2 separate regions of the Homo sapiens genome follow, and region 2 is linked to region 1. Evidence: chromatin contacts called from ENCODE Hi-C or POLR2A ChIA-PET data. All regions are on one chromosome and are shown on one strand. The core of a region is the stretch at or near the end of the contact, and the rest is flanking DNA. Distances in the headings are between cores, read along the strand shown.

What was found. Hi-C counts contacts between places; a loop is a spot of excess contacts on that map. ChIA-PET counts read pairs that join two places held with the same protein, here RNA polymerase II (POLR2A). Pooled maps may share reads with other maps.
Region 2: a pooled map shows a loop between it and region 1 (7-fold over the local background). The contact joins two enhancer-like sites. A Hi-C loop is called at or near these places in 1 of 168 maps with a recorded cell type or tissue (prostate gland) and 6 of 50 pooled maps. POLR2A ChIA-PET finds 5 or more read pairs at or near these places in 1 of 52 experiments (Panc1).

The regions. Positions count from the first base shown.
Region 1 is chr2:84,923,387-84,929,665 of GRCh38, reverse strand. No RefSeq gene overlaps it. Among named protein-coding and RNA genes, the nearest start is that of TMSB10, 21 kb to the right of the region's middle. RefSeq lists enhancers at 2,451-2,500, 3,141-3,190, 2,942-3,603, 4,538-4,587. Within about 2 kb of position 3,730, at least 19 of the 41 ENCODE cell types and tissues checked have a DNase peak (open chromatin) inside an H3K27ac peak, as active enhancers do.
Region 2 is chr2:85,263,796-85,270,384 of GRCh38, reverse strand. The region is part of intron 3 of TCF7L1 (transcription factor 7 like 1); the gene reads right to left. Among named protein-coding and RNA genes, the nearest start is that of TGOLN2, 61 kb to the left of the region's middle. Within about 2 kb of position 4,899, at least 10 of the 41 ENCODE cell types and tissues checked have a DNase peak (open chromatin) inside an H3K27ac peak, as active enhancers do.

The DNA of each region.
Region 1 (6,279 bases), core at 2,481-4,980:
CACGCCTGTCTAATTTTTTATATTTTTAGTAGTGATGGGGTTTTGCCATGTTGGCCAGGCTGGTCTTGAACTCCTGACCTTATGTAATCTGCTTGCCTCAGCCTCCCAAAGTGCTGAGATTACAGGCATGAGCCACAGTGCCTGGCCACGTGTTATTTCCTTTTTTTTTTTTTTTTTTTTTTTGAGACGGAGTTTCGCTCTTGTTGCCTAGGCTGGAGTACAATGGTGCGATCTTGGCTCACTGCAACCTCTACCTCCCAGGTTCAAGCGATTCTCCTGCCTCAGCCTTCCCGAGTAGCTGGGATTACAGGCATGTGCCACTACACCTGGCTAATTTTGTATTTTTAGTAGAGATGGGGTTTCTCCATGTTGGTCAGGCTGGTCTCGAAACTCCCAACCTCAGGTGATCCGTCTGCCTTGGCCTCCCAAAGTGCTGGGATTACAGGTGTGAGCCACCTCTCCTGGCCTATTTCATTTTTTATTGTGGTAAAATATACATAACATAAAATTTGTCATTTATTATTATTATTATTTTTGAGATAAGTCTTAATGCTGTTGCCCAGGTGGGAGTGCAGTGCTGTGATCTCAGCTCACTGCAACCTCTGCCTCCCGGGTTCAAGTGATTCTCCCACCTCAGCCTCCCGAGTAGCTGGGAGTAGAGGTGCAGTCCACCATGCCCGGCTAATTTTTGTATTTTTAGTAGAGATGAGGTTTCAACTATGTTGGCCAGGTTGGTCTCGAGCTCCTGACCTCAAGTAATTCACCCACCTCGGCCTCCCAAAGTGCTAGGATTACAGGTGTGAGCTACCGCGCCCGGCCCCAAAATTTGTCATTTTAACCTTTGTTTTTTTTTTTTTTTTGGACAGGGTCTTGCTCTGTAGCCCAGGCTGGAGTGCAGTGGCATGATCTTGGCTCACTGCTACCTCTGCCTCCCAGGCTTAAGGGATCTTCCAACCTCAGCCTCCTGAGTAGTTGCAACTACAGGTGCACACCACCACACCTGGCTCCTTTTTAAAGTTTTTGTAAAGCTGAGGTCTCACTATATTGCCCAGGCTTATCTGAAACTCCTGGGCTCAAGTGATCCACCTTTGTCTCCCAAAGAGTTGGGATTATAGGTATGAGCCACGATGCCTGACAAATTTTATTTTATTTTATTTTATTTTATTTTATTTTATTTTATTTTATTTTATGAGTATTGTCCTGTAGCCCGGGTTGGAATGCCTGGAGTGCAGTGGTGCAATCTCGGCTTACTGAAACCTCTGCCTCCTGGGTTCAAGAAATTCTCCCTGCCTCAGCCTCCTGAGTAGCTGTGATTACAGGCATGTGCCACCATTCCCAGCTAATTTTTGTATATTTAGTAGAGACGGGGTTTCACCATGTTGACCAGGCTGGTCTTGAACTCCTGACCTCAGGTGATCCACCCACGTTGGCCTCCCAAAGTGCTGGGAATACAGGTGTGAGCCACTGCACCCAGCCATGCCTGACAAATTTTAACAATATTTAAGTGTATAATTCAGTGGCATCATGTACACTCACAATGTTGTATAAACATCACTGCTGGACCAGGTGCGGTGGCTCACACCTGCAATCCCAGCACTTTGGGAGGCCGAGGTGGGCGTATGACAAAGTCAGGAGTTCGAGACAAGCCTGGCAAACATGGTGAAACCCTGTCTCTACTAAAAAATACAAAAATTAGCGGGGTGTGGTGGCGGGCGCCTGTAGTCCCAGCTACTTGGGAGGCTGAGGCAGGAGAATTGCTTGAACCGGGGAGGTGGAGGTTGCAGTGAGCCGAGATCGGCCACTGCACTCCAGCCTGGGCGACAGGGCGAGACTCCATCTCAAAAAACAAAACAAAACAAAACAAAAAAACACTGTTTGTCTGTAGATTTTTTCACCATCCCAGAAACTCTACCCATTAAATAACAACTCCCCATTTTTCCCTTGACTTAGTCCCTGTAAACTCTGTACTACTTTCTCTCTCTCTAATTTGGGCTATTGTAGGCAACGATATAAATGGACTCATACAATATTTGCCCTTTTGTGTCTGGCTACTTCCACTTGTAAATAACGCTGCAGCACTTCACAAGTGTTACAAGTGGTGCAGGTACCATTTATGCATTCACAATTCCTCCTTCCCATCCTTTATAACATTGCGGTTATTCAGTTCACTTATACATATGCTACAATTGCCTAATACATTGTTGCTATTAGAACTTTTATCAGTTATCTATTAGATTAATTAAATATAAGAAAAAGGATTTCATTTTACCTTCACTTATTCCTTCTTGGATCCCTCTCTGAAGAACTTCTTTTTAGCATTTCTTTTTTGTTGCTTTCTGGCCTGGTGTGGCCCTTAGGTATTTAATACTACAGTACTCTCCGAATTGTTTCTGCTTTAGTCAAGTCATGGAGCAGTGGAAACAAAATATAAAATATGTTCCAGTTCTCTGCTGTCACTCCAGAGATGACCACCAGATGGCGCCCGTTCCCACTTCCTAAGGCCTCTTGTCTTCCGCACTGTAGCCGAGACACGCACGCGGGGTACCTGCAATCCGCTGATGGCTGCCGACTGCAGGCTGGTAGTTGAGTTCGTCAGTCTCCCTCCAACCCTGCATGTGTTTAGGACTCTGTGTTTAGGACTCTGTGTTTAGGCGTCCCTTGTAGGAACCAGGGCGGCAGGCTTTCCTCGGGAGCCTGGACGCCTCAGGTCATCATATAGTGATGATGATGGGGGGCCCGCCGGTGAGAGGGATCAGAGGCTGGCGGCACACCCCTCTTAGCACTGGCAGCCATGCCATGCAGGGCCACCCCACTATCCTGCAGGGTCACACACGCACGTCCCTCTGGACCAGGGAAGCTACGCATATGGGTGCAGCTGGGGGTAATTACAGACTGTAGGAGTGGTGGGGTCTGTGGGAGCGCAAGCTCGTCTCGAAGGTATTCATATCCAAAATTGCTTAAGACGCTGTGCTGCTGGCCCGGCACGATGGCCGTAATCCCAGGATTTTGGGAGGCCTTGGCGGGAGGATCACCTGAAGTCAGGAGTTCGAGACCAGCCTGGCCAACGTGGTGAAACCCCGTCTCCACTAAAAATACAAAAATTAGCCAGGCGTGGTGGTGGGCGCCTGTAGCCCCAGCTATTCGACAGGTTGAGGCAGGGGAATCGCTTGAACCTGGGAGGCGGAGGTTGCAGTGAGCTGAGATCACGTTATTGCACTCCAGCCTGGGAGTGAGACCCCGTCTCAAAGAAAAACAAACAAACAAACGACAACAACAAAATGTGCTGGCCTCAAAACGCACATCTGTAAACTACTTACCACCTTTAAAAAGTCTGGCGCGGGATAAAGTCCAAACGCGTTAGCAAGGCCCTGGGGAGCTTCATAGCTCTTCCCACCCTCCTTTCCATCCTGTCTCCCGCCTCTCTCCAATGCACTTTATGCTGTGTCCAGACTGAACGTGCCACGCCCCTCCACGCCCTTTATCCAGGGCGTAAGCCCTTTGTCCGGAAGGCCCTTTCTCCCCGTCTTCATCTCATTCAAGATCCAGCTGACGTGTGGCCCGGACTCCCCGGTGAGCTGTGGGTACATCCCAGGCTAGCTGCTGCAGGACCGTCGCGCCGCTCAACTCCAAGGAGCACCGTTTGCTCTGGAATGTGTGAGAATGGCGCCCCCTGGTGGCCCGGGAGTTGTGCAACGCGGCTGGGCACGCAGCCAGCGCTCACTGCAACTTGTCACTCGGGTCACCCTTCTCCGAGGCCACCTCCACAGCTGGCCACCAGAAGGCACCCTTCACCTTTCCGGGGCCTCCGTATTCATAAGCGAATTGATGACTAGGGAACCGATTTATGCATGGTGGGTGGCGCTGTTGGGTCTCAAGCTTGCCTTTCTCTGCCTAGCCCCGGGACCTCCTGAACCCAGTAGAGGCCTACCTTGAGGTGTATTTCTGCCCCTCTCTCCCCCATAGCTGCTCCTGAATACTCCTCAGCCACAATTTCTTCCCAGGTGGACAATATGGGCTCAAGAAATTGCTCCCTGAGTCATCAGATCCTCTCATGATGCTTAAGCTTTAATACAACATCCCTGCATGCCCCACTTGCCTAGACCTGCCCTGGATCATCAGTCTGTGCCCTCTTGGCTTGGGGAGGCCAAGAATGGGGCCTGCCTGTGTGTGGGCCAGGCAGACAGCCTCCTAGAGAGGTGACTTAGAGGCTCTGGAAGGCTCCCTCGGCTCCCTAAACCTGTGGGCAGGTGGAGAGGACCCAGCGCTGAACATCTCCCAGAAGAGATGGGAACAGCTAGTGGCTGAAGGGACATGCATCATATTCTCAGTAGCGCCTTTAGAATTTCTAAAAAAGAAGAGGCTCAAAGGCAGCAATCTGGTTATGTTATGGGTGGAGGGTGTCCAGGTTCTTGGCAGTTTGAACAAAGGATTGGACAAAATGCACAAACAAAGCAAGGAAGGAATGAAGCAACAAAAGCAAAAATTTATTGAAAACGAGAGTACACTCCACAGGGTGCGAACAGACCAAGCATAGGATTTTCTGGGGTTTAAATACCCTCTAGAGGTTTCCCACTGGCGACTTGGTGTACACTCTAAGTAAAAGAAATAGTGGCCCACTATCAGTCTGATTGGTTGCAGAAATTAACCAATCAGAGGCTGAAGTGAAGTTACAAAGTAACTTACACCTTTGTAAGTGTCTGATTGGTTGTGGAAAGCAACCAATCAGAGGCTGAAGTGAAGTTACAAAGTTACACTCCTATGCAAATATCTGGTTGCAGAAATCAACCAATCAGAGATACTTTCAATTTTCCGTCGGCCCCACAGAAAAGGGGGGTGGGGTTTGCAAAGGGAGTAGCCTCCAGTCCTTTTGTTACTTAGGTGTGGAAAGTTGGGGTTTTCCTTTTGATTTAGTTCTAGAAAGTCAGCGTGAATCGGCCTTAGGTTCCCTGCCTCCAGACCCTATTTTTCTGCTTCAGTCAGGAGGGGGTGGTCTGGGGATGTGGGGGGCAACTATGGGTTTGCCTTGAAACTCTATATGCCTTGTAAGGATGAAGCGTTTGCAGCTTAATTAAAACAGAAACATTTCCAGAGATGCCTTTATTCATGTTTATATGAGGATATTATAAGTGCTTATTTTATTTAAGAGGTTGATGAAGATTATAGTGGGGAAAAGCATCCCTTGGTACAGTTCAGGTCCTGGTGACAGGTTTGTTCACGAGCAGTGTTGGTGGTAAGGAAACTCTGATGGGTTTTAGCATTTTAGTGGGCTAATCCAGGAAGGAATGGGCTGCACCGGGATTACGTGGGTTGACCCCAGGGGAAGAGAATGAGAGGAAGTGTCAAGACAAAGGGAGAGAGGTTTGGGAAACTCCCCAGGACTGGGAGGAGCCAGAAGCCTGCAGTTTCCTCAAGGACCTGAGACTCTCACCCACTCTCTGTGTTCAGGGAAGTAGCCTCCCCTGTAGGAGCACTGATGTGGTAGATATAGTTAATAGTGGGGTGCAGGACCAGATTGAATTTCTTTTTTTTTTTTTTTTTAGACAGGGTCTCACTCTATTGCCCAGGCCTGGAGTGCAGTGGCTTGATCTTGGCTCACTGTAACTCCTGCCTCCCAGGTTCAAGTGACTCCCCTGCCTCAGCCTCCTGAGTAGCTGGGATTGCAGGTGTGTGTTACCACACCCAGCTGCTTTTTTTTTTTTTTTTTTGAGACGGAGTCTCACTCTGTCGCCCAGAGTGCAGTGGTGCGATCTTGGCTTACCACAACCTCCACCTCCCAGGTTCAAGTGATTCTCCTGCCTCAGCCTCCCAAGTAGCTGAGACTACGGGCGCACACCACCATGCCTGGCTAATTTTTGTATTTTTAGTTGAAACGGGGTTTCACCATGTTGGCCAGGATGGTCTTGATCTCCTGACCTCGTGGTCCTCCCACCTCGGCCTCCCAAAGTGCTGGGATTACAGGCGTGAGCCACAGCGCCCGGCCTAGGAAATGAATTCTATACAGAATAATCAGAGTGGTTCCTGTGCCCTTTGGCTGCTTGTGCAGTTAAGCACATTTATCATGACTATTATAAATTATTTCCTTTTAATTATAGCCAAGTTAATCATACACAAAATTTTTTATAGCTTTTCTTTTTATGAACCTTATCATGATTTACACAGACAATTTACAACATGCTTGAACTTTTTGTTTTGTCATAAATTTCCCTCTTTCTTAAATAAACAGTCATTTTACTGTAGGACAAAAATTTACCACATAAGATTATTTCTCATACAAAATTA
Region 2 (6,589 bases), core at 3,650-6,149, 340 kb before region 1:
CTCAGCTCCTAGACAGAGGTGAAGGCTTCACCAAGAATGTGACTAGATGGCAAAAACAGTCATAATTTGCAGAAAGTCCATTGACCAAAAGCAGGCCTGAGAATTCTAAAGTTTACGGACTTTCCCCTATGGGAGGAGAAGCTGGAAAGCATCCCAGGTATTGAGGAGAAAGGAAGCAGGATCTGTGTATAATCAGTGAGGAACAGGAAGCGCTTATCTGGGGCCAGTGAAATACTCAACACAAAAGAACAGCCAGGCAGCCTGGAGCTGCCTTCCAGCCACAGAGCTTCAAGGGTCTCTTAGAACCCTTCCCCGCGGCTCCTGCAGGCCCAGCAGCTGGCCAAAGTCAACAACTCCTGGGCACCGGGAGATGGGAAATGTCTGAGGAGGCCTCTCCATAGACGGGCAGTTCCAGGAGAGCTCTCCGACCCCACAGGTGAACAAGAACACAGGAGAATAAGGGTCACACCAGCCACCTCTATACAGGGCCATTGCTCCTGATAAAGGAGCCTGAAGAAGGGGTCCTGCACCCTACACTAGTGTGTATGCAAATGTGGGTGCACATGTGGCTTACATATCTCAGGGAACAACACGATTTTATGTCCATATTGAAGGGAGGGTGCAGGAAGTTATGACGGACAGTGGAAGGGCTGAGAAGTTCCCATCTCAATACTATTAAACAACACCTCCTATTTTTTAGTACCTAAAATATTTACATTAATCGGCCTTAAAATATTTAAGTATTTAAAATATTTAAGTATTTAAGCCAGTATTTTTGGCTGGGTGTGGTGGCTCACGCCTGTAAGCCCAGCACTTTGGGAGGCTCACCTGAGCCCAGGAGTTCAACAGTAGCCTGGGCAACATGGTGAAACCCTGTCTCTACAAAACACAACAAAACAAAAATGTATATATAGCCAAACAAACAAAATTATAAATACATATGTATGTGTATTTTTTATGTATGTGTATACACATGTATATACGTATACACAATTACACATGCATGTTACAGGCAAAGTTTGATATCTTGGATACTGTTGCTTACAGTGAAGCTCCATTTTTAAAAAGTGGAAAAAAGTGAATCAATTCAAAGAAAAATAATTATGTAAATAGTATAGGTGGTATGTGGCAAAGATTATGTGAGGAAGTGACATCCAGGGAATATGGTTGTAGGACTGCATGTTTGTGGCCATCCAGGGGCTACTGCCAGTTGTGGATGAGGGCACCCCTAGGAATTGGAGAAAGAGGTTCTGCACACAGACTCAAAGGTCAGAGCATCCCAGGACACACCACTATTGTCTTCCCAAATTGCTTCTCACCGAGATCTACCATCTCTCTCTTCTCATGTACCTGCAGGGTCAAAACCTCAGACATCTTTTCCTCCACCTTCTTCCTCACTTTGTCATCTAGCCCATCAAGTCCTGTGTTTTTTCAATCTCAACTACCACTGTCTTGCAATGGCTCCCTAACATTCACCTTGCCCCACACTCGTTCCTCCAGGTCGGTCACACACCCTGCTGCCCGCTGACTTTCCAGCTCACAGCCAGGCTCATTTCCTCGCTTAGCTTCCCCTAAGCTCTTTGGGGATAGGCATCCAATCTTTTTTTTTTTTTTTTTAACCTGCCGCTTCAGAAAGGCATCCAGGCTGGGCACGGTGGCTGACGCCTGTAATCCCAGCACTTTGGGAAACCGAGGAGGGTGGGTCACCTGAGGTCAGGAGTTCGACACCAGCCTGGCCAACATGGTGAAACCCCGTCTCTATGAAAAGTACAAAAACTAGCCGGGCATGGTGGCGGGCGCCTGTAATCCCAGCTACTCACGAGGCAGAGGTTGCAGTGAACCGAAATCGTGCCACTGCACTCCAGCCTGGGTGACGTGAGCGAGACTCCGTCTCAAAAAAAAAAAAAAAAAAAGGCATCCAATCTTATTCGCCCTTTGGGTCCCCACGGCCTTAAGCACAGCATATCATTTGTGAGAGGTGCTTGATGACTATTGCAGGGTGTTCTAGGATTAACCAAATTAGAGGTGCAAGTCCTTCTCTCTGGAGGTGCTGCCTCCCAGGCAGCTCTAGTGGAAATGTTGTCTGCAAAGGCAATTAGCGGTCACACTCCTGGGGTTGTTGCCACAGACCCTAATTTAGCTGACCTAGGGTGAGAACAGAGAAACCATCACCTTTTGGGAGAATGATGGATAGAGGGAATGGGAAAGTCCGCTGCCACTGGGGACCCTATCAGGTGAGTAAGACTCCATTTACCTAAAGTGATCAAATAAAAAACATTTACCAATATCATATCTGCTTCTATTTTTATATTTTCCCCTACAGTTAATACATTATTAAAAAACAAACAAAAACATTCTAATCTTTTGTAGCTGGGGGCCTTGATGCTGGGATTCTTCTGTTCAGCCCCACTGTGGAATACAGCACTTCTGAAATTCATACTCTGTTTGATATTAATATCATTTCAGATAAGCAAATAAGTATGTGCCAAAGCCAGGGACAGGAAACTGTCTGCATAAATCTTGGATAAACAGATTTCTTTAAAGAAAACATTTAGTGATGCGTTACCTTGTGCCAGATACTCCATGTGTTATTTCGTTTAACCCCCACAGCCTTATAAGTTGATGCTATTATTATCCTCATTTAACAGATGGAGGGATTAAGGTACAAAGAGGTTAACTAACTTGCCCCAGTCTATCCCAAACCCAAAAGCCAACTCTTTTTTTTTTTTTTTTTTGAGACAGAGTCTTTCCTCTGTCGCCCAGGTTGGAGTGCAATGGTGCGATCTTGGCTCACTGCAACCTCCGCCTCCTGGGCTCAAGTGATTTTCCTGCCTCAGCCTCCTGAGTAACTAGGATTACAGGTGTGCGCCACCACACCAGCTAATTTTTGTATTTTTAGTAAAGACAGGGGTTCACCATGTTGGCCAGGTTGGTCTTGAACTCCTGACCTCAAGTGATCCACCTGCCTCGGCCTCCCAAAGTGCTGAGATTACAGGTGTGAGCCACCATGCCCAGCCCCAAAGGCCAACTCTTTTTTTTTTTTTTTTTTTTTTTGAGACAGAGCCTCGCTCTGTTGCCCAGGCTGGAGTGCAGTGGCACAATCTTGGTTCACTGCAACCTCCGCCTCCCGGGTTCAAGTGATTCTTCCACCTCAGCCTCCCAAGTAGCTGGAATACAGGTGCACACCCAGCTAATTTTTGTATTTTTGTAGAGACAGGGTTTCACCACGTTAGCCAGGCTGGTCTTGAACTCCTGACCTCAAGTGATCCGCCCGCCTCGGCCTCCCAAAGTGGTGGGATTACAGGCATGAGCCACCACACCTGGCCAAGGCCAACTCTCAATCCTTTCATTATGCTAGTGCTGGAAGAGAAGAAAACATACCACTCCTGCAGCCCATCCTGGCACTCCTCAGATAAGGGCAGTCAGGCCCATGGGGTGAGCTGTCCCACCAAGGTCACGGAGGACACTGGCAGAGCTGGGATCAGAACAACCCAGGTGTCCTGGCCGCCAGCTACAGAACAGCTATGATGGATCAGGTTATTTTTTTTACAACACATAAACATAAAAATAATTGGAAGGGGATGAAATACTAATGTAAGCAAATCAATATTATAAATACCAATCTGAGAAGTCATAAAACACAACAAAAGAATACTTGTATTATTGAAAGTTTCAATATGGATAAGCCGTAAGGCATGCAGAGCATGCTCAACAGCTCCACACTGCCCCCTGGTGGTTCCCAAGTCCCCACCGGAAGCATGCTGGACCAATGACCAGCGGGAAACAAAGGCCCTGGACAAGGATACCTGCTGCACTGAAAACCCCAGGAGCCGGTGACCTGGTGGGCCAGACAACAAAGATCCTCCTGGGCTGGGCATCAAGCCGTCAAGGAAAATCTCTGGGTTCCACTCCCATTTGTTTGCAGAATTTGAGATAAAGAAGTTATGAACTCAGTAATGAGTTAACTACTTTTAGTCTCTCATGTTGGCAGTGGCCTTTTCCCCCTTTAATTACCACAGGCACTTTTTAATACCCTGGTGGTGGGAAAGTAAATTAGTAAATCCTGTCTTGTGCAATTTGGAAGTATGTATCAAGTCTTCTGAAGGCTTACTGTCTCTAGGAATGCATCCTAAGGAAATAATTAAGGATGCAAGCAAAATATAGCTGCAAGGATGTTCACTGAAGAGCTGTTTATAATAGCTGAAAGATATTAAATGCCTTATGCTGCAATTATGATATCTGAATTTATGTAGTAGGTGGTTATTTACAGAAACAGAAAGGTGTTTACACTGTTAAGTGAAAAAGCAAGATACGAAACATGTATTTCCACCTGTGTAATGGGGAGTGCTTAAAAAAAGAAAAAACATGTATTGAATCCTACTTTTACTTGTAATTTTGTAAAACAGGTATCTTTATGTATGTGTTGAGAAATCTGGAAGAATATACACTAAGAGGTGAGTTGAACTTAATCTCTCTGGGAGACAAGATTATGGGTGTTTTTATTTTATTCTTTTGGCTAAACATACATTGATTTTAAAAGGTAAATGCAAATATATGCAATGGGAATCACTTTTTAATTAAAAAAATTAAATATATAAAAACACTCAAAAAAAAAAAACCCAGTAAAGTCTATATTCAAATCTTCAGCCTCTCATTTCTGAACTTCTGAGTGCTGTTTTATTTTGAATGGGGTCTTGCCCCTGACAACCTTCCCAACCGTTCCCATTAGGGCCTGGAAAAATGTGACCTCAGCCGTTTGGAAGCCTTCAATGGTTCCTGGGCAACATACGCTGGGGCCAGTAAGTGCTGTGACTGCCAGCTGCACGAGTCCTTCCTTGGCTGAGGAAGGGTCCACTCTACAGCCCCGCCCTGGACACTCTCCTCCACTCTTTCCCTTCCAGAGGGATTCCCCTCTGGGGGAAGGTCTGGGCGCCAATTCAACCAGAGGAGACAACCCAGTCTGCTAGTTCTCAGATCTCACTGGCACCAGGGCTGCTGGGAGGAGCTTTAAAAACACTGATTCCTGTCTGCGTTCCCCATTATGATTTAACTCTTCCAGGGTGGGGCTTAAGCATCTACTTTTTTTTTTTTTAAGCTCCCAGGTAATATTAATGTGCGATCAGAGTGGTCCCCAAATGCTCACACCTACCCCTCCATAACTTTCTGTAGTTTCTACCCATTGTTTGGGCTTCTCTTTCAAAGATGACCTTCCTGGATCTATGGTCCTGTCTCTTTTACACTCTTCTTTCACAGCCCAGAGCAAGCATCCACCCACTTACCCATTAAACACTGTTTAGTGCTACTGTGTGCCAGGTTCATGGTTCTCCCCTACCTAAATCCTTGCCTAGAATACATATCTTCATTCCGGTGGATCCATTATAAGGCTCAAGGTGGAAGTTTCTGGTAAAAATGGAGAATCTATAACCTGACAGCAGCCCTCATAAATTAGCCATCACAAAGTGAGACAGGAAATGCCCACACAAGTTTCCTGATGGTTTATTGGACAAATTCAATATCATAACCCATATGCCATAAACACTCCTAACGGCGTTAGCACATTACATGCCTTCTTTCTGGGTTGGGAGAGGGGCTGCAACACATTCCCCCAACTCTCCAATCAAATCCAGGGCTTGGTCTTTATGGAATTTCAAGCATCCAGGCTAGGCTAGTTGGGTTAGGGAGGAGGGTACATTTCAGAGCACAAAGGCTCTAAAAACATTTCTCAAATCCCCTGTCACTTCCTGACTGACCTAGTAGAACACCAATTCTAGGCATAGCCTGTGCATGAAGTTGGTTACAGAACTTAACTTTCACAAGCAGCTGTTTGAGGACCGAGACTGGGTGGTGATCAGGTCTTGTTCAGGCCTGATGATGACCTGAAAATTCCACATCTTTGCCACTTCCTTCCTGAGCCCCCAGTTCCTATCCAGACTCTGAAACCCAATCACTGACCAGGTGACAACTCCATCTCATGTCCGAGGATTTGTGATGCATGCACAGCACCAGACTGGGTAGGTGTGGCCCATTTGAATACTTTTTTGTAAGTCCACTGGCCAAATTCTCATTTGATCCACCTTGATTTTCCATATTCCATTCTATCCATTCCTGGAGGTCAGGAGTACTCACGTAGTCACTCAGATACACGCTGAATTAAACTCCAAGTCATGGTTCAAATGGGTCATTGATTTCTTCCTCTTCAATTTCCATTTTTCCCTTCAAAGAAGGAAGAATGGGCAGGAAAAATCAGTGCAATTGGCTGGAGACCCACAGTTGGATGGGCCCTGTGCTGAGGCCGTCTCTCCCTTACAAGCTCTTTACAAAACCGTCAAACCCCCACTGTCAATGCCTCCACTCCCTCCAATCATTCGGCCCACTGCCACCTGCCTTCCACGTCACTGGCCCTGTTTTCGCTAAGGCCACTGCTGACCTCCTAACTACCAAACCCAATGTCATCTTCCAGGTCTTTTTCCTAAGAGGCCCCTCAGCTTCTGGGGCACCCTTTCGGCTGGTTTTCCACTTACTCCTCCAGCCGCTCCTCAGAACCTTGGCCTATGCCTCGAAAGCTGGTGTTCTCTGGGTAGTCTCCTCC